Regions from separate parts of the Mus musculus genome. Here region 1 is linked to region 2. Evidence: chromatin loops called from intact Hi-C (ENCODE). Cell type or tissue: left cerebral cortex. All regions are shown on one strand. Each heading gives the region's core, and the rest is flanking DNA. Links, peaks and the distances in the headings are about the cores only.

Region 1 (12,369 bases), core at 2,215-10,214, 120 kb after region 2:
CCTAACATCCTATAAAGCCAGGATATGGTGGCACAAAACTCAGCACTCAGGAGGTAGAGTTAGGAAGGACAGAAGTTCAAAGTCACCCTCGGCCATCTATCAAGCTGAAGTTCAGTTTGGGACACCCCCATCTTAAATAAATAATCAAGCAGCAACGAGGGTGGGGTGGGTGGGAAAGTGAGTGGGGGAGGGTTACACAGGCACAGTCATCAAGAACAAAACCAGGATTGAAGAAGCAGGATCTACAAAGGGACAACTAATGGCTTCTCATTGGTACATAACGAAGTCAAGTGTGGTAGGGATGAAGCTGAAGGCATAGACAGGCCAGTGTGGAGAAGGTGGAATTTTATTCCAAGTGCAAGAGGAAAGGGCTGGAGATTTCTAAGTAAAGCAGACACATACGTGCTATAGAAAGAAATCTTCGGGAGAAACTGGAAGTTGGCTTCGGGGGGAGTTAAGAATAGAAGCATATGTCCCGCTCATCGGAGACAAGCCAGCACTCATAGAGCGGAAGCAGGCACAGAGATAGGTGAGCAGGTCAGAATGAATCGGAGGCACAGTGACAGATGTAATGTGGAGGGAGGCTGCTGTGAGGACTCCAGTGCCTGCTTTAGATGGCTGCCTAGGGATGATGTAATTTTTACAAAGAATGCAAAGGGAAATGAGGGGGAGCATAATGAATTAAATCAATATCCTACTGTAGACATTTTTTTTTTTTTGAGACAGGATCTCATGTAGCTCAGACAGGCCTTACTCACCATGGAGCTGTGCATGACCTAAAACGTAGGAGCTCCCTTCCTCTCTCCTCCATGCTGGGACGACAGGCATACATCACCATACCTGGTTTGTGCAGCAGGAGGAGGGAGGATAGAACCCAGGGTTCCGTGTATCCCAGGCAAGTACTCTACCAACTGAGCTGCATCCCTAGCCTGAGCCATGAGCTTTTGTGGACTCCTTTAGAGAGAGGCATGGTGGGAGCTGATCTAGCATTCTCATTGCTGCCTTCTGTGTGGCAGAGCCCAGGCTCCTCAGACAAAGTCTTTTTGCGAGGTGGACTGTGTACAAGAAAGGATGGAGGGATGGTCTAGGAGTGTCTCATAGGACTTCTGTCATGTGCGGTTCCAAAAGGAAGACTTCCAGGCAGTTGTCTGAGAACGTTACATCTGAGTCAGGGCTGAACACGTTAATGGTGTGATCTTTAAGAAGTTGTATCCTAACTAGGGCCAAATCAAGTGATCTCTGCAGAGGTAATGCACTTATTAAAGAGTTCTAACACGTATTTTAAAAATCACATCAAAGTGTGTGTGTTAAAATACACAGAGAACCAGGTATAGTTTAGGGTAACTAATGTTCATTGAGCACCTACAGGGTGTACTATGTTTTACACCAGGGATACAAGGAGAAACAAGTAGCGCTTACTCACATGGAACCTACAATCCAACGAGAGGTGTTAGTATTTGGCAGACCTGTGCAGGGATGAGCGCCGGGGGGGGGGGACTACAGCTGCTCCTCCAATCTCCCTGCCCCACTTCCCCCGTGCTAACAGAAACCTGACTTAGTTGGGCCCAGAATCCGTACCATGACTGTCCTGTTCTCTGATTTCTCAGCTCTGCTTTGCAGCTAGAGGACAGCCATAAGATCCATATCTGGTTACTAGTCTAGAAAAAAATTCTTCCCTAATTAAAAAGTTCAAGCACAGCTACTTCTATTTCCTCTCCCCTTTCTTCCTTGAATGTGAGCAATGTTGAGAGTTACTGCAGCCACCTCACCACCATGGATTGAAAAGCCAACACACTAAGGGTTGAGAGAAGTGGAGAGACAGGAAAAGTCCGTGTCTTTGAGGACCTGTACCTACCTGGGATCATCCATCTTTCCACTTATGCAAAGAAGGAAAACCCAATAGACTGGGAGTGGGGTTTTTCTGTGTGAGTTGGCATTTCTTTCTGATACACCACAGACCCTAGGCTTGGCAGAGTTTGCGCTGTGTTTCCTTATTATGTTTCTCTTCATTGCTGTGACCAAAATACCTGACAGAATCAGTTTAAAGGGAGACCAATATCTCTGGCTCATGGTTTCAGAGGGATTGAGTTCCTCATGGCAGGGAGGCCGACACAATGGCTCCATCAGTGGCAATGGGAGGGAGGCTGCAACTTGTTCACATGGTGGTGGATGGAAAGCAGAGAGATTAGAACAAGAGGGGTTTGCTCAAAGACTTCTGGGACCTGCTTCCTTCAGTCAGGTCTCACTTCTTAAAAGATCCGTGACTTTTTCAAGATAGTGCTACAGGTTGGAAACTGAGAGCTCAAAACATGATCCTGTGAGAGACAAGGTTCTTTAAATAGGTATATGTGAGCTGAACGGTGGAGAGTAAGCGTTAAGTTAGCCAGCTGTAGACAGCCAGGGACAGGGTGGAGTGGTCCTATTGGAAGCGTGTGCTCAGGCAGAGGCAGTGATGTTCAAATCTCTGCAGCCTGTTACAGATGTGATACATGTGACATAGAAGAGGATGGGTCTGGAAAGAATGGCCATATTGGAAAGAGCAGTATACATTGCTAGCAAGTTTGGACATGACTCTCGACATGGAAAATTAAGCCCGAATGGCTCTTTGGAAAGATGACTCTTAAGATGGATCAAGGGGCTAGGAAGATGTCTCTGATATTAACAGTACAGCATCCTAGCAGGTGGCTATTTAGAGGTGACAAAGAATTCTTTGCTCAAAAACTCCATTATATCCACTGAATTTTTTTTACATACACAACCCCCCCAAAAAAACCTTAAGACAAAAAAATTGTCTAATTTTCAGTGTATTAAAAAAGGAGTCTTATTGTTCATTTATGTCCATGAAACTGGCTTTCCAAATTTATCCATCCGTCCATTTGTCTGTCCATCCATTCATCTATCTATTTATCTATCTATTTTATGTGCATGGGTGTTTTGCTTGCATGTATGTCTGTGCGATATGTGCATGCAGTGCCTGTGGAGACCAGAAGAGGGCATCATATTTTTTGAAACTGGAGTTACAGACAGTTGTGAGCCTCCATGCAGGTGCTGGGAATCAAAACCAGGTTCTCTGGAAGAATAACAACTTTTCTTAACCACTAAGCCACCTTTCCAAGTCCATTTGTATGTATGTACATACGTATGTATGTATGTATGCATGCATGTATCTATGTACATACATATGGATGAATATAAGTAGTTTTGAGACAGGTATCTCTCATTGTGCATCACTAGTTGACCTGCAACTCACTATGTAGACTCACAGGGAATCCACCTGCCTCTGTCTCCTGAGTTTACTACCATGCCTGGGTCTTTCCAACTTTTAATAAATTTTATAGAAGAAATAGAAAGAGAATGCCTGACATTAGCTTAGACTTCTATATTGAAACTTGTCATTGAAATGAGATTTATAGAACTTTCATTAAAAAAAAAAAAAAGATAGCATTTAAACATTGCATTGGAAAGTAAGACCTCCAAAGCCTCCAGTTATGTTATTTCACAAGACCATGAACTTTCCAGGGGCTGGAGAGATAGTTCCTTGGTTAAGAGCATTGGCTCCTTTTCCAGAGAACCCGGGTTCCATGACCAGTACCCACTTGGAAGCTCATAACCATCTGCAATTTCATACCCAGAGGATCTGACGCCCTCTGCTGACCTCCAAGGGAACTGCACATACGTGGTACATGGACATATTCAGGCAAAACACCCATACCCATAAAATAAAGAAATGTAAAAACTCAGAAACTTAAAAAAGCAACAACAAAAACAAACTTTTGTATTCTGAAGATTTTCAAAGGTATTGACTCGAGTTTGCTTGTAGATAATAAACAAAATAAATAAATAAATCATTTAAGATGAAAGATGGAAAGAAAGATAAGCATATCCATGAATCAGGGAAATGATAAAAGCATCTCTAAACTGATTCCACAAGTATCCATTTCAATGAGAAGCAACACAATATGACTAAGGAGAAGGTTACTGGTTAGAAGCTGAAAAATCTACATGTCAAACTTCATTCTGTATTGTCTATGCAAATTAGTGAGCCATTCAAATATCAAGAACATTATTAATTCACAATTAAATGTGCTCAAGTATATGCTAGTCATCTACTTGTTACTAGGACAGTTTAAGTGTATCCTATTTATTTATTTATTTATTAATCTACTCATTTAGATATGCATCTTCTAAAGATCTCTGTCAATTACTAATGGCTGACCTATTTCTTAGAATTGCATGTTTCTGGAATTTATGCCACAGTAAATCCATTTTTGTTTTCTAACTCAAAGTTTAGTACAAGCAACCCAGCCCGGTAACCCTGAACTCCTAAAGTTTATACAGGATAACGTAAACGCTGGATGTAGTTAGGTCATTCTTCATGTGTTTAGAGCTAATCCTTCAAGGCTGGACAGGTGGCTCAGCAGGTAAGAGCACTTACTGCTCTTGCAGAGGACAGTGGCTTGGTTCCCAGCACCTCACAACCATTCTGGGGATGTGGGGTCATCTTCTGGCCTCTGAGGGCAGCATACATTCACGTAGTGCACTTAAATACATGCAGGCGAGCCACCTGTAAAAATAGGGCTAATCCTTAATAGCTTCCCCCTCTCCCTTGAGACAAAAATCTCACTACACAGCCCTGGGTTGGCCCTGAGTCTCTGCTCCTCCTCCTGTCTTAGCCTCCCCAGAGAGGGGATGGCAAGTGCGGGCCACTATCATTGGTTGATGGTTTTTGTGCGGGCCACTATCATTGGTTGATGGTTTTTGTGCGGGCCACTATCATTGGTTGATGGTTTTTTTTTGTGCGGGCCACTATCATTGGTTGATGATTTTTGTGCGGGCTACTATCATTGGTTGATGGTTTTGGGGTTTGTTTGCTTTGTTTGTTCGCTTGAGACGAGGTCTTAGAGCCTCAGTTGGTCTGGAGCTTGCTTTGTAGTTGGGACAGCTTTGAATTTCTGATCTCTCTACATCTACTTTCCTCGCGCTGGGGTTATATACACTGCCTCCATGCCTAGTGGACGTGGTGCTGGGTGTCAAATCCAGGGCTACATTCTCGGCAACGACTTGCCAGTTAAACCACACCCCCAGCCTCTGGCCACTTAATTTTGAAAAGGGAAAAGACCAAGGCAAACATGGACTGTGGATCAATTGGGGCAACCTCTGTGAGGGACAGCCTGTGTCCGGAGTGCACCTTCCTCTGGACAGGAGTCCTGCCATTCGTCAGCAGAGGCTCCGTGTGTGTGTGTGTGTGTGTGTGTGTGTGTGTGTGTGTGTGTGTGTGTGTGTCTTGGGGTGGCATAAAGCAATGAGGACAGAATGACAGAGAAGACCAAGAGGTGACAACTTTGGCAATGACACCGAAGACCTCTGGGATGCCACATGACTTTCCTGCATCTGAGGTTACCATGGTGAGGGCAGATTATTAGAGCAGAAACTACACAGGCACAGGGAAACTCAAGGACTCTCTTTCCTCATTAGTGTTCTAACCAAAGGCAATGGAGAACACTGCGATTTTAAGGTTCCTAAAATAATCTTAAGGAAATAAATGTCACACACACACACACACACACACACACACACACACACACACACACACATTCTCTCTCCCCTCTCTCTCTTCCTCCCTCCCTCCTCCCCGCCCCCAATTTCATTTTAGTTTTTAATCTGTGTCCCGTGTAGGTTATACATCTCAGCACCAACAGATGGCGTACAGAGCTTGGGAATTCACAAGGATGTCACCAGGTGCAGCCCCAGCTGGTCCTTCAAATTGCCCCAGGATACAGGGTCTGGAACCACTCAGGGGTAGCCCCTGAACCACATGACCACATGTGATCCAGCCACACAGATCCCCATTAAGGACAGACCACACAATACGTTCTACCACATTTGGAAATTGAAATAACCATAGCGGCAAATATGGACCTTCTACTCTGAAAAGTACCAATTAGCCACCGTGCTTTGGAGTCGAGCTTTAGCCAGCCTGAAACACTTAACTGACAAGCAAAAGTTGGTTTCTCAAATTGGTTAGATTTAAACATCTGTTCCAAGAGGAAAACAATCTTAAACACTTAAAACCGTAGCTGGATATGGTAGTTAGCTCACACCTGTAATCCTAACATTTGGGAGGCTGTGACAGGAGAATTGCAGCAAGTTCAAGACCAGCCTGGGCTACATAAGAAGTAGCAGGCCAGCCTGCTCTGACCTGAAACCACTATAGCATGAGACCCTGTCCAAAGCCAAGCAACACAACAATAAAAAAAGAAACCTTTGTGCATAAACATATTTTGATTCAGATTAAACATAAGAATTTTACACTTAAAAACAACTTTAAAATTAGTTGTAGGCTATCATCAAAACTGCATTTAAAATTTAAAACTTCTTATAAGCCTTGCAGATCCCTCATACTATATTTTTTGGGCGATTTTGATAGAAAACATGTTTGTTTGTTTGTTTGTTTGTTTTTTAGACAGGGTCTCTCTACAGAGCCCTTGCTGTTCTGGAACTATGTAGATCAGGATTGCTTTGAATTCAAAGAGTCGCCTCCCACATGCTGGGATTAAAGACATGTGTCACCAAACCCTTTGAAAAAGCAGTTATTGAAAAAAAATTTTGTTTACCCCCCCTCTTTTTTTCTTTCTTTCTGTGTGTGTATGTGTGTAAACAAGCATTCGTGCAGAACACACATGCATGTACAAATACACACATACATGTGTGGAGTTCAGAGGTCAACTTTCAGGAGTTGGTCCTCTTCTCCCATTATATGGGGCACAGGAACTGAACTCAGGTCATCTGGTGTGACAGCAGGCACCATTACTTGCTGATCTATGTTGCTGTCCCCAGAGAACAATTATGGATGCTGATAAAAGACAATTATCTCAAAGTCCAAAGGATAAAATTTTTATTAGCGTGTTACTATTTTCTACTTGGAACCTTCCTCTCTTTGGCTTTTACTTAAGAGTACAGATGCTAGCAGGGAGGTGGACTGAGCATGCTCAGTCCTGAGCCCAGCTACAGAGAGTCTCAGAGGAACTGAGTGTCCTTTGTTTGCAGGGGCTTTGTTTCTTTCTCCTTTGCAGAAAGGCCACTGGGCTGATAGTGTCCTCTTAGCAAGTAAGCTTGCCTGCAGCTGCTAAGACAGCAGTGCCCATAAAAGTAAAAATAAGGTAGGGTGCTTGGGAGCCTGACCGGCCCACATGATCTCTCGGGGACAGCAAGGCTTCTATTTCGGCCTTATGATCGCCTGCGGTTGTAAGGGCAACGAGCAACAGCCTTACTTACTTGTCCAGCGACCTCATTTAGCTCAGGAGCGGGAGGTGTCAGTTGGCTCACAACAGCCCTTCAGGGGGTCTTTGTGTGTGTAGCCTTCTGGTTGGCCACATACCAGGCAGGGAAAGAGGCCAGGTCAGGGTCAACATGCTTCTATGTAACATGGGGGCGGGGGGTGGGTGGGTGAGAAAGGTCAGTTACCTGTTCAAAAGAATGCAGTCCGCTTTCTTTCCCCAGCATCACCATGTCATCCAGAATGGCTTTCTTCAATTCCTGAATTGAACCATGTAAGTGAAACAATAACACATTTCAAATCAGGGAGGGGGGGCGGTGCAGATAGAGGGAACAAAGTTTTGAATTAAGGTCAACCAGTGAGAGAGACACATAGGTCTCTTCTCTATTGAGGGTAACCTGGTGCCATGCCAATCTATACCTCTCTCCGGGAGAGAAAGGGAGGCAAATGGCCCAAGAGGTCACTGTGGGTGGGTTAGGGCATGCTTTGTTTAAAGTGGTCTGTTGGTCAGCGTGGAAGTGCTGTCACTCCTATGCAAGCTTGGGCTCAGGGCAGGGAGAGTAGAACCAGAGATGCCAGCCTGCATCTGCTGCTGAAACACAGAACAGCAACTCTCCCTAGATGTCAAGACAATTCCATGATGGAGCGGTGGGTGCTTTAATCGGAAAGAGCTGTGTACTGTTTCCATCTTATCTATACCTGTTAACCCAGTACACATGAGATCCACCTTTCCTTGGCAAGGGGCAGAGAGCCTGTGTTCACATCTGACTCTGCCATGAACCAGCTGTGTGGTCTGGGACAAATCACCTCCTCTTAGACAGCTCCCTTCCAAGCTATGGGGCAGTGGGGTTAGATAAACTTTGTGTGATGGCTCCTGGTCCCAAGAACCAAATGTTTTACTCTGTTTTTGTTTGTTTGTTTGTTTGTTTTTTGTTTTTAAAGAAAGCAGGGAGGTCTTCAATAACCACAAAAGGGCAAATCTCTGCTTTGGGGTTCCTACAATGTTTAAAGTAATACCAGACACATCTTATGCATTTAGATTTCACGGTCGTCAGCTTTTCTGTCCTCTTGTTAGGTGACTTATAAAATGCTCAGCAGCCTGTCGGGAGCCACCTTGGGGTACAGACCTTTTTCATGCAGAGTTCCTGATAGGTCCCTTCGATTCCTTTCTTCTGAGCCCAGGAAGGCATGACTTCAGGGTCAGGCACGACAATGCCAACCAAAAAGGCCTACAAAGCCCACCAGAAAAGCACAGTCATGATAAAGGCTTTTAGAGCTCTCATTTGTGGTCCAGCAGTAAAAATAATCTCTCGGCATTCTCAGACTCCACCCTTTCCTAAAAATAAGTCTACAGTTATGAAACATTTGTTCAGAGGTTATAAAACACTTCCACTAATGTGCTACATGGTCCTGACTGATCACGTCTGACATGGGCCTGATCAGTGGTTAAGTATTTGATTAGCTTGCCTGAGGCCCTGAGTTCGAGCTCCAGTTCCAAAAACCAAAAATTAAATACACTCCTACACACACACACACACACATGCACACTACTGATATAACCCCAGATTTTCATGCCAACCTCAGATCTGCACGTCTTGGAGGGTGCTAATCTAACTTGATTGATCCCAATTCTGTGAGCCCAAACATTTCCCAGAACTTCCAAACGACTTCCAATTTATTCATGAAGAACTGTTTTAAAGTTTTTGGTTATTTTCTTTAAAAGTGATTTAAGGTTTAATTATATAAACAAATATGCACAGGATAGAATAGAGTCAGTAATTCTGATACCATAGGATATCTTTTTGGTTTTTCTGACCGTGACCTAAATGATATTGACAGCAAATGTTTTAATACTGATAAGCAATATTATCATCAGTAACATTCCTTGCATTACTATATTAATTTACCTGCACAATTGATTTGCATATTAAAATTGAAACAACAGTGCTTATAGGGTGGGGTATCTCAGTGGTCTCAGTGGGAGAGTGCCTGCTTAGCATGCAGTAAGGCTCTGAGTTCAACCCACAGTAACACAGACACACACACACACACACACACACACACACACACACACACACACAATCAGGAAAGCAAAAATACTGAATTTTTACTTAATATCTTTTTTTCAAGAAAACCCTCCTTGGAAGTTAGTGGCATACAACTAAAAGTTAGTGGAAATGTCTATTTTTTGTCTTCAAGAAACTTGCTTGTCCTAACTGCAATTAACCAAATCCTAAGTAATTAAGATTTCTTCTGTGCTTTTGCTTTGAGGCCATGGCTGCACTCAAACTCAGGATCCTTTTGCCTCTGCATGCATCACCGTGCCTGGTTTTATGTGGTGCTGGGCACCCAGGACTTCCTGTTTGCCAGGCAAGTGCTCTGCTCAGTGAGCTAGATTCCCAAGCCCCATAATTTCTCACTTAGAAAGGATTTTTTCCTCTTGACTAGAAATGTATGGGTGAGTCCTGGTAGTTGACTAGAAATCAAAACGCAATCTGGAGGTTCTGGAGGGCCGGTATGCGCAGGAGCACTGGAGCAGCGGTGCTCACCTTTAAGCTGTCCCCGTGGACGTAGATTTGTGCCACAGGCTCACTCCGGATGTAGATGTTCTCGATCTTCTCTGGCGCAACATATTCCCCCTGAGCAAGTTTAAATATGTGCTTTTTCCGATCAATGATTTTGAGTGTTCCCTCCTGTGGAGTGGAACAGACAGCTTCCTAAGACAGCGCTCCTACTTCCAAGCTGGAGCCGCCCCTCCTCGGTGCAGACTTACCCTGCACACCCCACACCCCAGAGATGTTCTGCTCTTTGTCTATAGAGATGTTGCATGGGGCTTGATGGAGCCATCGCCCACCACAGGTAAGTGACATGCCAGTTCTGCTGGGCCCTGAGCATCCACCATCCCTTCTTCTGTTTGGGCCTTACCTGGCCTTCCTACTTCCCCAGCCACCCCCGCCCCGCCCCGCCCCGCCCCGCCCCGCCCCGCACCCCCCCCCCCCAAAGCAGACATTCAGTGCCTGTGCTCAGATCCATGTCCATCCCACCAGGGCTCCTCTTGCCCAGGCCCATGCTCCAGCTGCATCTCTTCCTCACCAACATCTCCAGATCTACTCTCTTTGACCTCACTAGAGTCCTTTGCCCCAGCTACGGCCTCAGACCCAGAGTGCCCTTGCCGTCTCCTGGTTGAAAGCAGGGTCCTCAGAGAGCCGGTGCTTCCACCCAGCCATTAGATCATCTCCCCAGCACCCACTGGCAGGGAGGATAGGGAATGGGTGCCGGTGCTAGTGGCCTCCAGGACTCTATTCACCTCACTGACCCTAGGACCTTTTTGAGTTTCTGGGGTGATGAAGTGACACATAAGTCATGAATGTCGTACTTTCATTATCTCTGGGAACAGTATACCAGGGATAGACATTTGTATGTGCTTACATTGCTGGCTAGATCTCTTCATGGGCGCCCAGACTTCATCGTGGTCAGTGACTCCTATCAGGCTGTGAAAATCTGTCTACCCAGGATATGGCTTCTCCTCTCCTCTCCTCTCCTCTCCTCTCCTCTCCTCTCCTCTCCTCTCCTCTCCTCTCCTCTCCTCTCCTCTCCTCTCCTCTCCTCTCCTCTCCTCTCCTCTCCTCTCCTCTCCTCTCCTCTCCTCTCCTCTCCTCTCCTCTCCTCTTCTCTCTCTCTCTCTCTCTCTCTCTCTCTCTCTCTCTCTCTCTCTCTAGGCCCATCAATCCTCACTTGTAGACTCCCTCACCCTCACCTCTTTTTCCTCCCCCCATGGAAACCTACATTCTGAGCAGACAGACCCTCCATGCCCACATCAACTCTTTGTTCCTCCAGGGCCAGAGCAATCTCTCCAGGAAAGGAAAAGAAAGCGGGTCTGTTTCTCTCAGCACTAGGGCTGGATCCCCTATGCTTCCCCTACACTAGCTTCTTTGGTCTTCATAGCCACAGCTGGCTGTTGTCACCTCTGCTTCTCTAGAAAGCAAATGAGGGTTCCTTAACTGATCCTCATTAGTCAGGAATTAGTTAACTCCTTCAGAAGCCACAGGACTAGGAAACAGAGGACGCAGGGTTGAGACCCAGGGCTTGCTGGATTAGAGGACTTCTGTTTTATCTATTACTATGAAATAATAAAAATTTAAAGCACAAATCTTCCTTAAACATAATCACTGCACATGGTCTTCTAGAAAATAGGACAAAAAAAAAAATAGGACATTACCCATCTGCTCATTCAAATAAGCTCATGCCAAGACCAGAGTCATCTTAGAGTAAAAATTACAGACTGATTTTGTTTGTGGATAAAAACAAAAAGGCACAACACATGGTTAGGCGAACAGTATGCAAGAAAGTCACATTGGAGCCACGATGAACTGAAACCACGAATGCACCATTAGCCTGACAGAAGAGACACAGAAAGAATAAACACTCATTTCAAATGGAAGGAAAATGTCAATGAAGATTAAGCCCTTATTTAGGAATGATGATAACTTTGGATTCTGACTCCATGGCTACTGGCTGCTGTTTGAGCACTCCAGCTGCTTCTCAGGAGTCTAGTCACTCACTTCCTGCCATGCCCTGAAATGGTGGCGGCTTCATTCAGGCTCAGTGCCTCAGATTTGAGTGTTTATTGTTCTGAGACATGTATAGTATTTCTTTATGAAGACACATATAGTAGCTTCTTTATGGAAAAAAAAATAGGAGCCAGGCATTATGGCACACGTCTATAATCCCAACAGTTGGGAGGTTGAGTTAGGAGGATGGCAGCACATTTGAGCTCAGCCAGGGCTATACACAGGGCTAAACAGAAAGACCTCTCAAGAACCCTATCCTCTTCCTCCTCCTCCTCCTCCTCCTCCTCCTCATCATCATCATCATCACCACCACCACCACCACCACCAATACATAAAAGCAAAAAATGATAAAATTGATTGCAGGGCCTCGAGTCTCAATTGTCCTTGGCTTATGGGACAACCTTCCCTCCAAGGGTGTCCATGTCCCACAGGCCTCTCCAGCCCCTCTCCTACACATCTGTGGGCCTTCCGTTGGAGCTGACTGTCTACTGATCCTGGCCTGACTGTCTCTTCCAGTCTCTC
Region 2 (12,369 bases), core at 2,685-10,684:
AACTCAATATTCTCAGAAAATTATATCTTGCTTTAATTTCATTCTCTCAATGGTTTCCTTTTTTCCAAAAATACCTATAATCAAATCTCTTTCATGTTTCTTCAATAAGTATCTGTTCCTACAGTTGTTCAGCTTTTGAAATGTAGTTAAAGGACACCTTGTGGTCCGTCCCTAAGACCCTTTCAGGTGTTCAGTGAAGTCTTCAGTTTTCCACTGACTTACCTATAAGAGATGAGATTTTTTTCTTGACATATCTTAATCTCAACTACTTATACTCACTACACATTCTTTTGCACATATAAATAAGATTTGATTATGTTGTTGGATTCAAAACAACTTTCTGTTGAAGCCTTGGGAGTGTATCTAAAAGATTTCAATTGTGCTTTAAAATCTATTGGACATTTGTGAAAGGTTATATATTACCCATAACATACTCTCAGCCAATAATTAAATACAGAGGATACTAAGTCCAGGCCTTTTCTGGGGAGACACAAGGCATTTCTGACAACCAGGCCTTCCTCCTTAGACAGCTATCACCGGCTGGGGCACGGGTGGATACGTCATCTTTGATACTGTATTCCTTTACAGTCCTTACAGTCCTTCAGAGTCAGACATGCATCACAAAGTATGTTTACTTTGGCTTTTCCGACCTCACTCATTTTCTTCCTTGCAGTAATTTCCAGTAGTGAAAACTTTGGGTGGCTAACTGTGTCATGGCACTTGCTTTAGAAAACAAGTGAGGAAACTAAACTAGCATGTCCTCACTGGTGTGTGACAACATGAAGCATGGGTGTCAATTTGTTGCTGTGGCCCACAGTGCCCTCTGCCATCTTGCTCTTGCTCAATTCTCTTTTCTTCTTCATTTTTTTGTTTATTTTTGAGACTGTGTTTTAATATCATGTCTCCCTTCCCTTTCCTCCCTTCAAATCCTTCCCCACACCCTTACCTCAATCCTTTTCCCTTTCCTTTCCCTTTCCCCTTTCCCTTTCCCCTTTCCCTTCCCCCTTTCCCCTTTCCCCCTTTTTCCCTTCCCCCCCTTTCCCCCTTTCCTGCCCTCTCCCCCCTTTCCCCCCCTCCCCCCCTTTTCCCCCCCCTCTCCCCCTTTTCCCTCCCCCCTTCCCTTCTTTCCCTTCTTTCCCTTTTCCCTTCTTTTCCCTTTTCCCCTTTTTTCCCTTCTTTTTTTCCCTTTTTTCCCTTTTTTCCCTTTTTTCCCTTTTTTCCCTTTTTTCCCTTTTCCCTTTTCCCTTCCCTTCCCTTCCCTTCCCTTCCCTTCCCTTCCCTTCCCTTCCCTCAGTAGAATGAGTGTGCTCCACTCACATGAAGTTACTCCCATGCTTCGTGGTGGTGTGTCCTTGGTCTGATATGTTCTACTGCTTCTTCCAAGGCAGTTCTTTCCAAGAACTATATACATAACTCCTCAAATTTAGGTGTCCTATGCTCAACAAAGTCTTCCACAATTCTCCAAGAGGGAATTCATGCTTACATTTTAATCATAACCATATAAGTTTAATCTTCTATAGCATTCTGTGATTGTAGTTTTTATCTAATGCTCACTAACTACAAATCCACTGAGGCAGAAACTGTGTTAGCTTACCACCTCTTCAGGGTCTACTAGAGTGCTTGCCATATTACGGACGCTTAAAAAAATACTTGATTAGTCAACTGGAAACATAAAGTCAGAAATAGGTCTCAACTATCCTTAATTCACAGTAAAGAGTGTGGAATTGAAAGCCATGCATTATTTAAAGGCTGTATCTTGATTAAATGGATTACATTTCTCCTCTATATTTCAAGAGAAAGATCAAATACATCTAGCCTCCATAGTATGACTTACTTTTTTTAATAAAACCCTTTTTAAAGATTATTTATTTTATGTTATGTGAGTACACTGTACTGTCTTCAGACACACCAGAAGAGAGCATTGGACACCGTTACAGATGGTTGTGAGCCACCATGTGGTTGCTGGGAATTGAACTCAAGACATTTTGGAAGAGCAGCCAGTGCTCTTAACTGCTAAGCCATCTCTTCAGTAACAGTATAAGTTACTTTCATAACTATTGATTCATGTGCACTGTTAAAATGAATCACTTTCATTAAGTCCTTGGAATTTTAAAATAATATACAATTTTTTAAAAAGGTATTTCTTTGTTCAGTTTTTTTTTTCTGTTTGTCTGTCTTTCTTTTTTTTTTCTTTCTTATTTTTTGTTTTTGTTTTTTGAGACAGGTTTTCTCTGTGTAGCCCTGGCTGTCCTAGAACTCACTCTGAAGCCCAGGATGGCCTTGAACTCAGAGATCTACCTGCCTCTCCCTCCTGAGGGCTGGGACTAAAGTTTTGCTTTGTTGCAATTTTACTTCATTAAAATCAGTAATTAAAATCAAGTAAACTAGAAAAAACTTTTTCTATAAGTTGACCTACATTATAAAATAGGCCTGATAACCCACAGTGAATGCTTAATAGCATCTCATTTGAAAAAACAAATTTAAAAACAATATTTATTGAGTACAATGCTATACCATTGAAACAGGGAGAGAAAGAAAAGCCTGCATTTTCTACTAATACAGCTTATTGTATTTATAAAAATTAGCCACAGCCAAGCATGCTGCCACACACTTGTCATCCCTGCACATGGGCTAGAAAACAGGCTCCACACTAATACTAAACCACAGCAAAGGCCTAACAGCACCTTACTTGAAGATACATACATTTAAAGATAAAATTTACTCAGGGCTACATAGTAAGTGCTAGAAAAGTCTGAAATCATATCTCAATAAAATCATGTCTTAAAAAAGAAAAATAATCATCTAAAAAAAAGTTTTTACTAAGTAAGGGTGGCTGTCCACTCCCTGATATTATGCATCAGAAATATTATCAAGCGGTAAATTAGTTATGCTTTCTAGAGAAGAAGTTGCAGAAATACTATGTCATTTTAAAATGCATCACACATTGTGAACCATAATTAACTAAATTAAGCTATTATTTTAATATGCTTCTTAAAAATCATTGTTTGAGCATCTACTCATATGAAGCACAATTCATAAAAATGAACACCATTTTAAAATGACTTTTAGGTTAGAGAAGAGAGTAGGGATAGTCTTTACCCAACTAAAATATTCCAGAGAGCTGGTAATGGCTTTCAATATCAATGACATAATCTTCCAAAAATACAACTAATTAAAAAAAATAAAGACAAATTCTTTTTACAGATACAAAATATTACATTAAAATCTAAGAAAAAATGTTTTCCAAATAATAGAAAGGTTATACATGTAAAATTTAAACAACCTTTCTGTTTACACCATTAGAAGCTCTTGGGTTATACAAGAAATCTATATAATCAAGAAGTAACTTCAAATCTTATACTGTTAACATTTTAAAACTTTATAAAATGAAAATAAACCACCTACCTATATTTCCAAGCAGCCCATTACTAACTGTGCTGCTATCAGCTTTCAATGTATTACTGTCCTGATTGATGAATTCAAGACTGTCCTGCAGACTACAGAGGAAAAAACAAACAAACAAACAAACAAACAAATTCCAAATACATTTAATGATAATGCTTCACACATCCCTATGAAATTTCAAGTGTAAAACTTTGAAATATTTGAGGTAAAGGGAATAGGAAGAATAATAGAGGTTGAATATGAACAAAATATAATGGAATGAAAAGATCACTATGAAACCTATCCTTTTATATATTAGCTAAAAACTCTTTAAAGTTAAAACTACTACCATTAAGACTGTAAGTATAAACTATGATGATGAATCTATAATCACCTAAGCTTACAGTTAGTAAGCTGTACCTGAAGGCCATTTACAGCTGATGTACGTTTTTTTTTTTTTTTTAAAGATTTATTTATTATTTTATGTAAGTACACTGTAGCTGTCTTCAGACACACCAGAAGAGGGAGTCAGATCTTGTTACGGATGGTTGTGAGCCACCATGTGGTTGCTGGGATTTGAACTCTGGACCTTCGGAAGAGCAGTCGGGTGCTCTTACCCACTGAGCCATCTCACCAGCCCCTCTGATGTACGTTTTATAAGCGAAGTTTGACAGGAGGAAAGCTCATGCTTACTCATTTGTGTGTTGCTGCTTTACTGCTGTAAGGTCAGCAGTAGGAAACTACAGCATACTATACAGCTCACACATGGAAAAGTAAAAATGTGGCTCTTTTAGAAATAAATTGCTGACACTGACATACAGAACAGACAAGGTTTCCCTCATATTTTGGACTAAAATTATTGTGTTAACATTTGGGGTTGGAAATGGTCAAAGAAGACTTGCGGGTGAGGAAGGGAACAGAAAACGGGAAGGAGAGCAGCAGGAACAGCAATCAAATCATCACACATTAAAAATGGTGTATATTACTTCTTTTATTCTCTTTAAGAAGAGCAAAAGTAAAATTACTGTGCTTTCCATAAACTTTAGGAATTTAGAAAATTTAGGGGAAAAAAGGAGGACTATTTCATTTCTACTACAGTATTAAATTTAAAAAGTTTGGCAAAAATTTTTAAAGTATTCCCAATATTCTTTTAAAAATCTACCTTTTCCTTCCTTCCTAAAAGAAAGGTAAAATTAAGCTACAGATAGTAGAAACCTTTATTAGAGCCTCTCAAAACAGAAGTCTTTCAAAGGCTCAAAAGAATTTCTCTAGAGCAGGTAGGTTCCCTGCTGCTTCCTCACGCACTTAGACTTTGGATTCCTCCAGGATTCAAGCTAGTCAGTGCTCTGACTTGGCACCTGTGGACCCCACTAACCTAACCATGGCCCTAACTCAGCACTTTGTTTACTGGTGCAGAACTAGGGTTCTGCTACATAGTCTGTTAGCCTTAGGAGGCCCAACCTTGTTTCTATGTCACTGTTCTAGTCTAAGCGAGAACAGCTTATAATCTCCCCACAGCTATTCTATATGTGTAGTGTGTGTGTGTGTGTGGGGGGGGATGACTTTGATTTAACAGTGACATGGCTACCCAAGGCCATTCGAGTCTGTGGGGCTCTGCACACTGAAGAATGTAAAGGTGTGAATGGTGATCAGCTCAGAAGAGTAAGACTGAAAAGCAGCATGCCATCTAGGATGGAGATGTGCTCAACATTTTGCTTCTAACAAACCTTCTGGAAAACTACAGAAAAAGAAATCACATCTATATATCCAGTCATATTCAGAAAGGGTGTGTAATCTGGACTCCATAAACTTTCAAACTTGAGCAAGATATAGAGTTGAAATTGTGCTATAATTTAAAAAGATCTTTAATATTTATCTTTGTGTACCTTAAATATCAATCCCCCTGCATCCACAAGCACTTACGTATTGAGACTCCCACAGATACTACTGCCAGTCCGTGCGGTGAAAACTTTGCTAAGCATAAGCTGTGGAGGCGAGCTATGAAAGAACACAGAATGACAGAAGAGATTTAAACTAAATACATGACTTTTAACTTATTGTAAGTTAAAAAAATGTAAGTTGCAGAGATTTCATGACAACATCACAATGGCTGAGATACAGAAGTACTAAGACTATGGACATCATAAGCTGGGATCTGACAAGCTCAGTCTGAGTAAAGAACTAAGAAATCATCTCATTTCCAAAAAACCTGGCCTTCTACAATGAGTACAACATAAGAAAAACTGAACCCCCTCACCGGATCTGATGAATTTTTAAGGTGGATCCTTTGTAGCTCATTGCTACTGAGCCAAACATCATCTCTCCAAGCATATTGGCATCAGAAGAACACCGAGAACCCTGAATAAAATTTAAAATAAAAAATGAAACAAAATAATTAAAAGCCTTATAATGATTTCTAATATTAATTGTCTTTATAACTTTAATTCTACATTATACAAACTGTTCCGTAATTTGTTCTTCATCATGTAATTTCCTAAATTAAACTCAACAGTATCATTAAACAGAAATTTTACTCATTTTTAAAAGTGCATTGGTAGGTATGGTAGTATGTATAATCCTAACAGTGAGAAGACTAAGGCAGGAATATCTCAAGTTTGAACTCAAGTTGGATACTTGGGAAGATTCTGACTCATTTAAGGAAGGAAGAGAGGGAAGGAGGGAGGGAAAGAAGGAGTTGCACAGAATTTGATTACATAAAAGTCCCAGACTTCAGAGCTGGAGAGAAGACTTAATAGTTAATACTACTTGCTGCTCTTGCAGAACACCTGGGCTTGGTTTCCAGAACCCACATGGAAGCTCATGACAACCTGTCACTTCAGTTTCAGGAAATCTCCCTTCTAGGCATATGTGTAGAGTTCATACATAAATCTTGGTAAAACACTCACACACATAAAATAAAAGTAAATAAGTCTTTAAAAAAATAACATACTTCAACAGGTCAGACCAATTACTAAGGAGTATTTAGGTCACTAATAGGATATTGGTACTAAAAATAATTAAAACTTCAAATAAACTTTTTTGTACAATTACTCATGTACAAAAGTGGATGTGCATAGTGCACATGAGCGGGGGTCATATCTTGCACATGTTGGTCCTTTCCATCATGTGGGTCTAGGGATTGAATTTAGGCTGTGAAGCCTGGTGACCAATGCCTTTACCTGCTAAGCCATCTTGCTAATCCAAACTCAACATGTGCATCATGTCTTACCCATATATATATATATATATATATATATATATATATATATATATATATATATAACATTTCTCCAGTAGGTAACAAGGGTAGAGCAGACAGTATAGTTTTTACTACTTCCATTATGGCAAAGAAGCAAACACAAATAGAGCAATTTATAACTATCATGATTTTTTTTAAAAAAGGTCACTTGTAATCTATAGATTTAATGATACTTGTTTACAAACACAGAAAAACATTCTAAAATAATATTTTAAAAAGATCACAAATAGTGAAATTATCCTTGAAAGAAAACAATAAAGCTGAAGTTATCACACAAACAGATTTCAGAATATAATATAAATCTATAGTAAACAAAACAGTATGGGGCCAACAGAAAGATAAACAAATCAATGGAATGGGACCAGAGACCCAGAAATATATCCATACCAACACAGTCAACTGATCTTCAAGATAAGTACTAAGGAAAGTCTCTTTAAGAAATGCTGCTGGGAAGGCTGGATATTCATATGCAAAAAATAAAACCAGACTCTACATAACATGCATAAAAACTACCTCAAGGTGGTTTATAAAAAAAAAAATGACAAAGAAAATGAAGTATATATACATATAGTATACATATAGTGGAATATATTTCAGCCTGAGAGAAACATTTTTGAGTATGCATTATCATAAATAAATCTTTTATATACTTTAAAAGTTATATCATTTTTAAGTATCTTTTGCCTGCATGTACATCTGTGCACCACATAAATGTGTGATACCACTGGAAGCCAGAAGAGGGCATCAGATCCCATGTGATTGGAGTTACAGATAGTTAGTTGTAAGCCAACATTTAAGTGCTGCGAATTAAACCCTGGTCCTCTGGAAGAACAGCAAGTGTTCTTAACAACTGAGGCATCTCTCCAGGCCTCCACAGATGATTCTTAAGGGCAGCAAACTAAATGAAACTAAATGAAACAAGGTCATCATAGAAAGTTAAGTATTGTATACACTTCCACTTCTATGAGGTATCTAAGAAAGTCAAATTCATGGAGCCAAAGAACAGAATTGATAGTCCCCAGGACCTTAGCAAAGGTGAAATGAAACATTACTAATCAATGGGCATTAAGCTCCAGTCAAGAAACTGAAAATAAACTCTTGAGATCTGCTGCACAACATCATATCTATAGTCAAGAACAAACAAAGCATTCTATACTAAAAGTTTAGTTAAGAAAAAGACTTAAGCTAGGTATGATGATCCCAGCACTTAGGAGACAACGAAAAGATTTACTTCAAATATTAGAAATGTCTTTTTTCTTCAAAGAACTTGATATTGTACCCTAATTGCTGCCACCAGAATTATAAAATCACTAAAAAAATCAAATATCCATTTTGTTAGTATTTATGCACCATGGCAAACATCACTAACTACTAATACAAAGTACTCTCTGCTCAATTTAAAAATAAATGTAGCCGGTGGTGCAGGCCTTTACTCCCAGCACTCAGGAGGTAGGGTGGACCATCTCTCTAAGTCTGAAGACTATATAGTCTACATAGAGTTCCAAGCTAGCCGAGGTTATATAGTGAGACCCTGTCTTAAAAATATTATTTATTATTTACGTGTGGTTGTTTGTGGATACATCATGCTATAGCACAAAAGTAGAAGTCCCAGGACAACATTTGGGACTCAATTCTCTCCTTCCACTATGTGGGTCCTGGGAAGGGAACTCAGCTTGAACAGCAAGTACCTGTATTCCCTAAGCTGTGTTAGCAGCCCTCTCTATTTAATTTCTGAAGCCCAGTTTGTTCTAAGACATCAATGTGCCCAACTGAAAGGAATGTTATTTCATACTCTCACTCACTGATGTAAGATGGTCTAGGAGTGGCAATTTTGGAGTAGCAATTTTCAGAACTACTGACTCACATATACTTTAAAGAATTGGTCAATGAAATTCAAATGCAGATCACAAGAAATGGAGTTGCTATTTTTGGGGGGGGGCAACAGAACACATTATATATCTAATGAAATTGAAAGATAAGGGAATTCTGGACTTTTTCTGAGGACATACATCTTCAAGTCAGAAAATCCCATGCATCACATGACTCCAGACTGGTTATGAAAGGAAAACAATTCATAGTCTGTGACTAATCCTCATTTATAGTTCAATTAAGCATTCCATGGAGATAATCTAATAAAAATCATATAATTTGATATTAAAATTCATTGTCTGCCCTATAGTGTCAACTAACCTGAACCCCCGAGAGCTCTCAGAAAGTAAGCCACCAAAAAAAGAGGAAGGGCTGGACAAAGGCCCCAGCACATTATGCAGGAGATGTGCCTAAGAGAGGATATGCCTAATCCTGCAGAGACTTGATGTGTCAGAGTAGGGGGATACACAGGGGGGTGTCCACCTTCTCAGAGGCAAGGTGAGGGGGTGGGAGGAGGGACCCTGTGATGGTTGGACCAGGTTGAGTAGCAGCATTTGGGTTGTAAGTAAATAAATTAATTTTAAAAACCAGTCTGCTATAACATATACCAAATGGTTAACGTGAATATCAGACACTGTTATATATTTTCAGGTAAGACAATCCACAATGAGGTCATAGAATTAACAAAGTGCTGCTATCACTGCTGTCTTTTAGATGCTTTCTTTAAAGGGTCTACTCATTCCAGCTACTCACTCCTGGTAGTAATTCAAAGATAATATTCAAATTCCTAGAGATCATATTTTATCTAATTTATCAAGTATAACTGAATGCTTTTGTTTTTTGTTTTTTAAAAAGTGTACGTTGTGGGATTCTGATACAAAATGAGATTATAATCAATAACTACCTTTTTTATCTACAATCTTTGTACAACTTAACAAATTAGAAAATATCTCATAATTTTCTGTTATATAGGAGCTATATGGCATATTACTGTTGTCAGGTACTTGTTAAGGTGTTATGCCTAACGTAAAGGTAAAACGAGAGGAAGGCAGAGTGTAACTGAGAATTACCTCCTAACATGCAGATCTTAGTCATTTCAGAATCCTTTTACATTATGCCTTACTGATGGCATACAAAGTTAAATTTCTATCCAAGAGCATCATCTCTTATAAACACAATGACCAAGAGTCTATTTAGTACTACTAAATACAAAGTCTGTCTGATTTTCATAACCTTTAGATGACATAAATTCACAGCAGCTGACATGAACTTAGTATGAAACTGAATTGATCTTATTTCATGTAGTAAGCTTATATACAAGTTTCTATGTAGCTACTGATTAATTTAATCTTACATCCTAAAAAAAAATTTTAAATCCAGTTACTTGTAAAAAACAAAGATATGCATTTTATCTTTATAATTACACTTTAATTAATGGGCAAACTGTGTTGATTTATTATTTAATAAAGGGGTACAAAAATAAGATATTCTGGGTATTCAATAAAATATAAAGATGGAGAAAATATCTGCCACCAATACCATAACCTCTGTATTTTCTTATTCTTAAATTCTTAAAACTTACTTGTTTAGTAAATGTATCCATCTCTACAGCTACAATTACGCTTCAGGGAGGTACAGTCAAGTTGCTACTATAAACTGATCCCTAGGAAAGTGATGAAAATAACTTGTAAATGAATAAATCAGTGATCTTACCTGGTATTTGGGACACTGGTCTTTTCCATCAGAAGATAAAGTGATAGAGCTATCCAAAGAGGAAGAACTATCTCCTCCTGGCTTCAGCTGGCAGCACTTCCCAAAGACCTTGACTTGAGCATCATTACAGAGCTTCTAAAACACAGGATACTTCCATTAATAACCCAATACATTCTTTTAGTATATATAAACTTAAAAGCAATATAAAAAAGTTGAAAAAACGATGAGATAATTAAAAATAATGCAACTTTTATATGCTATTTTTCTCTATTTCCTCCAGTAATATTTGGAAGGCAGCTATGCTCACTACTATACCACCAACGCCGCACCTCCAGTACTATTTGGAGTGCATTTTTTCTCACCAATATTATCAAACAACAGGGATTTTCTGTATTATATGGCCAAAATAATATTCATTAATTGTGACTTAGTAATCCATAGTGATTTTCAAATTATTTACTTTCAAAACTTCTTTATACTCATAAATTATTGCAAATGTCAAGGGACTTTGGTTTATGAGTTTTATTTAATCATTATCTTATATTAGAAATTAAAGCTAAGGAAGTTTAAAATGTCTATTTCAATTAAGTATAACAATAACATGTTACAAGTTAACAAACATTACTGTTATGAAAAAAAATTAACCATGTAGTCTATGAGGAAGGAGAAATGTAAAGTAGACTTACATTTTTATTATAGATTCATCTATCTGTTAATCTTTTGTGTATGGAAAAGGCAGCTCTGGGCCTGAGCACAGGGGCGTGTGCATGATAGGCACACATTCTACCACTGGGCTACAAACCCAGTCCCATGTTGAATCTTCTAAAATTAAATGTATTCATGTGAAGAACAGATAAAGAATACATTTTAAATTTAGATAATTATGCTATCAGGTAGAACTAGATGAAAGGCTCACTTTTTTAAAAGATGTATACTTTCACATATATTTGTGTTTTGCTGACATGTATGCTTATACACGATATGTGTGCCTGATGCCCATGAAGCCAAAAGGTGGTGTTAGATTCCCTGGATCTGTAATTAAGGATGCTTGTGAGCTGCTACATAGGTGTTGGGAACAAAACCTTAGTCCTCTGCAAAAGCAACAAGCACTTTCAACTCTGGGCCCATCTTTCCAGCCCCAGGACGCATTTCTTTGACTTCATTCCTTTTCCTCTCTTCTCCATTCCCACTGAACCCTTTGATTGTTGTTCACAACTATCAAAGTTATGGTCCACTTAGTGACACCACTAAAAAATACTTCAATGCTTTATCAGTTTCAAGTATGTTCATTCTACCATGTACAAGACCTCAGATTTCCAGAAGAAGCAATCAGAATAAAACTGCAAATCTCTGGAGTAAGTATTTTATAGTTGCATTATCACCAAAGGCACTTTAAAATAAGGAAGAGAAACTTCCACATCATCTGCAATCAAATGTTTCAAGCAAAAGAGAAAAGGGCTTTAGAGCTTTTGAGTAGATATGATAAGTTCAAATCCTATGAAGAGGTTGTTTGAGGTCTCTAAATCTGTTTTTTAATCTGTGGAACGGGAAGAGAAACCATAATGATACTTGTGACATTTCTAATTATAATAGTCTGGAGAACTAACAAACTTACTGATGTTTGATGTAGCAAACATAATTGAAGTCAAGGACCTCATTAGATATTTTAATTTTTATTATTATATATTTATTATTTTATTTAAATTCTTTTAATGCTGTTTAGTATTGGTATCCTTGCCCATATCTTATTTTTTATTCTCTCATACATTAATTATATCCTGACTGCAGTTCCCCTCCTTCAACTCTTCATAATTCAACCCCCCCAACTTCCCTCTCCCCCAGTTCCACTCATCCTCCATTTCCCTTCAGAAAAGAGCAGGCCTCTGATGGATATCAACTAAACCTGCCCTTGGTTATATATTTTTTGTTTGTTTGCTTGTTTTTTGTTTTTTGGTTTTTTTTTTTTTTTTTTTTTTTGGAGACAGGGTTCTCTGTATCGCCTGGCTGTCCTGGAACTCACTCTGTATACCAGGCTGGCCTCGAACTTAGAAATCCGCCTGCCTCTGCCTCCCAAGTCCTTGGTTATATCTTAATAATCTTATTACTTACTAACAGAATGTTGCCAGTAAAATACAAAAACAGCC

Evidence for each region. Hi-C counts contacts between places; a loop is a spot of excess contacts. Peaks named below come from ENCODE experiments on the same cell type or tissue, not always from the same donor. Only the 100,000 strongest peaks of a DNase experiment are listed, where the experiment ranks them.
Region 1: a loop joins it to region 2, with 3 times the contacts of the local background. A loop is called at or near these places in 11 of 42 quality-filtered maps.

Annotation. Positions count from the first base shown.
Region 1 is chr11:54,348,158-54,360,526 of GRCm38, reverse strand. Acsl6 (acyl-CoA synthetase long-chain family member 6) reads right to left here. Exons shown (of 21, transcript NM_001033598.1): 18 at 9,826-9,969; 19 at 8,404-8,505; 20 at 7,465-7,536. Among named protein-coding and RNA genes, the nearest start is that of Gm12224, 9.1 kb to the right of the region's middle. In left cerebral cortex, for the core only: CTCF peaks have their summits at 2,980 (motif pointing right), 3,664 (motif pointing left) and 5,715; DNase peaks (open chromatin) are centred at 5,726, 7,080, 8,558 and 10,008; H3K27ac peaks cover 768 bases.
Region 2 is chr11:54,473,623-54,485,991 of GRCm38, reverse strand. Fnip1 (folliculin interacting protein 1) reads right to left here. Exons shown (of 18, transcript NM_173753.4): 3 at 10,226-10,360; 4 at 5,642-5,742; 5 at 5,308-5,382; 6 at 3,406-3,497. Among named protein-coding and RNA genes, the nearest start is that of Fnip1, 42 kb to the right of the region's middle. In left cerebral cortex, for the core only: a CTCF peak has its summit at 7,357 (motif pointing right); DNase peaks (open chromatin) are centred at 5,354 and 7,402.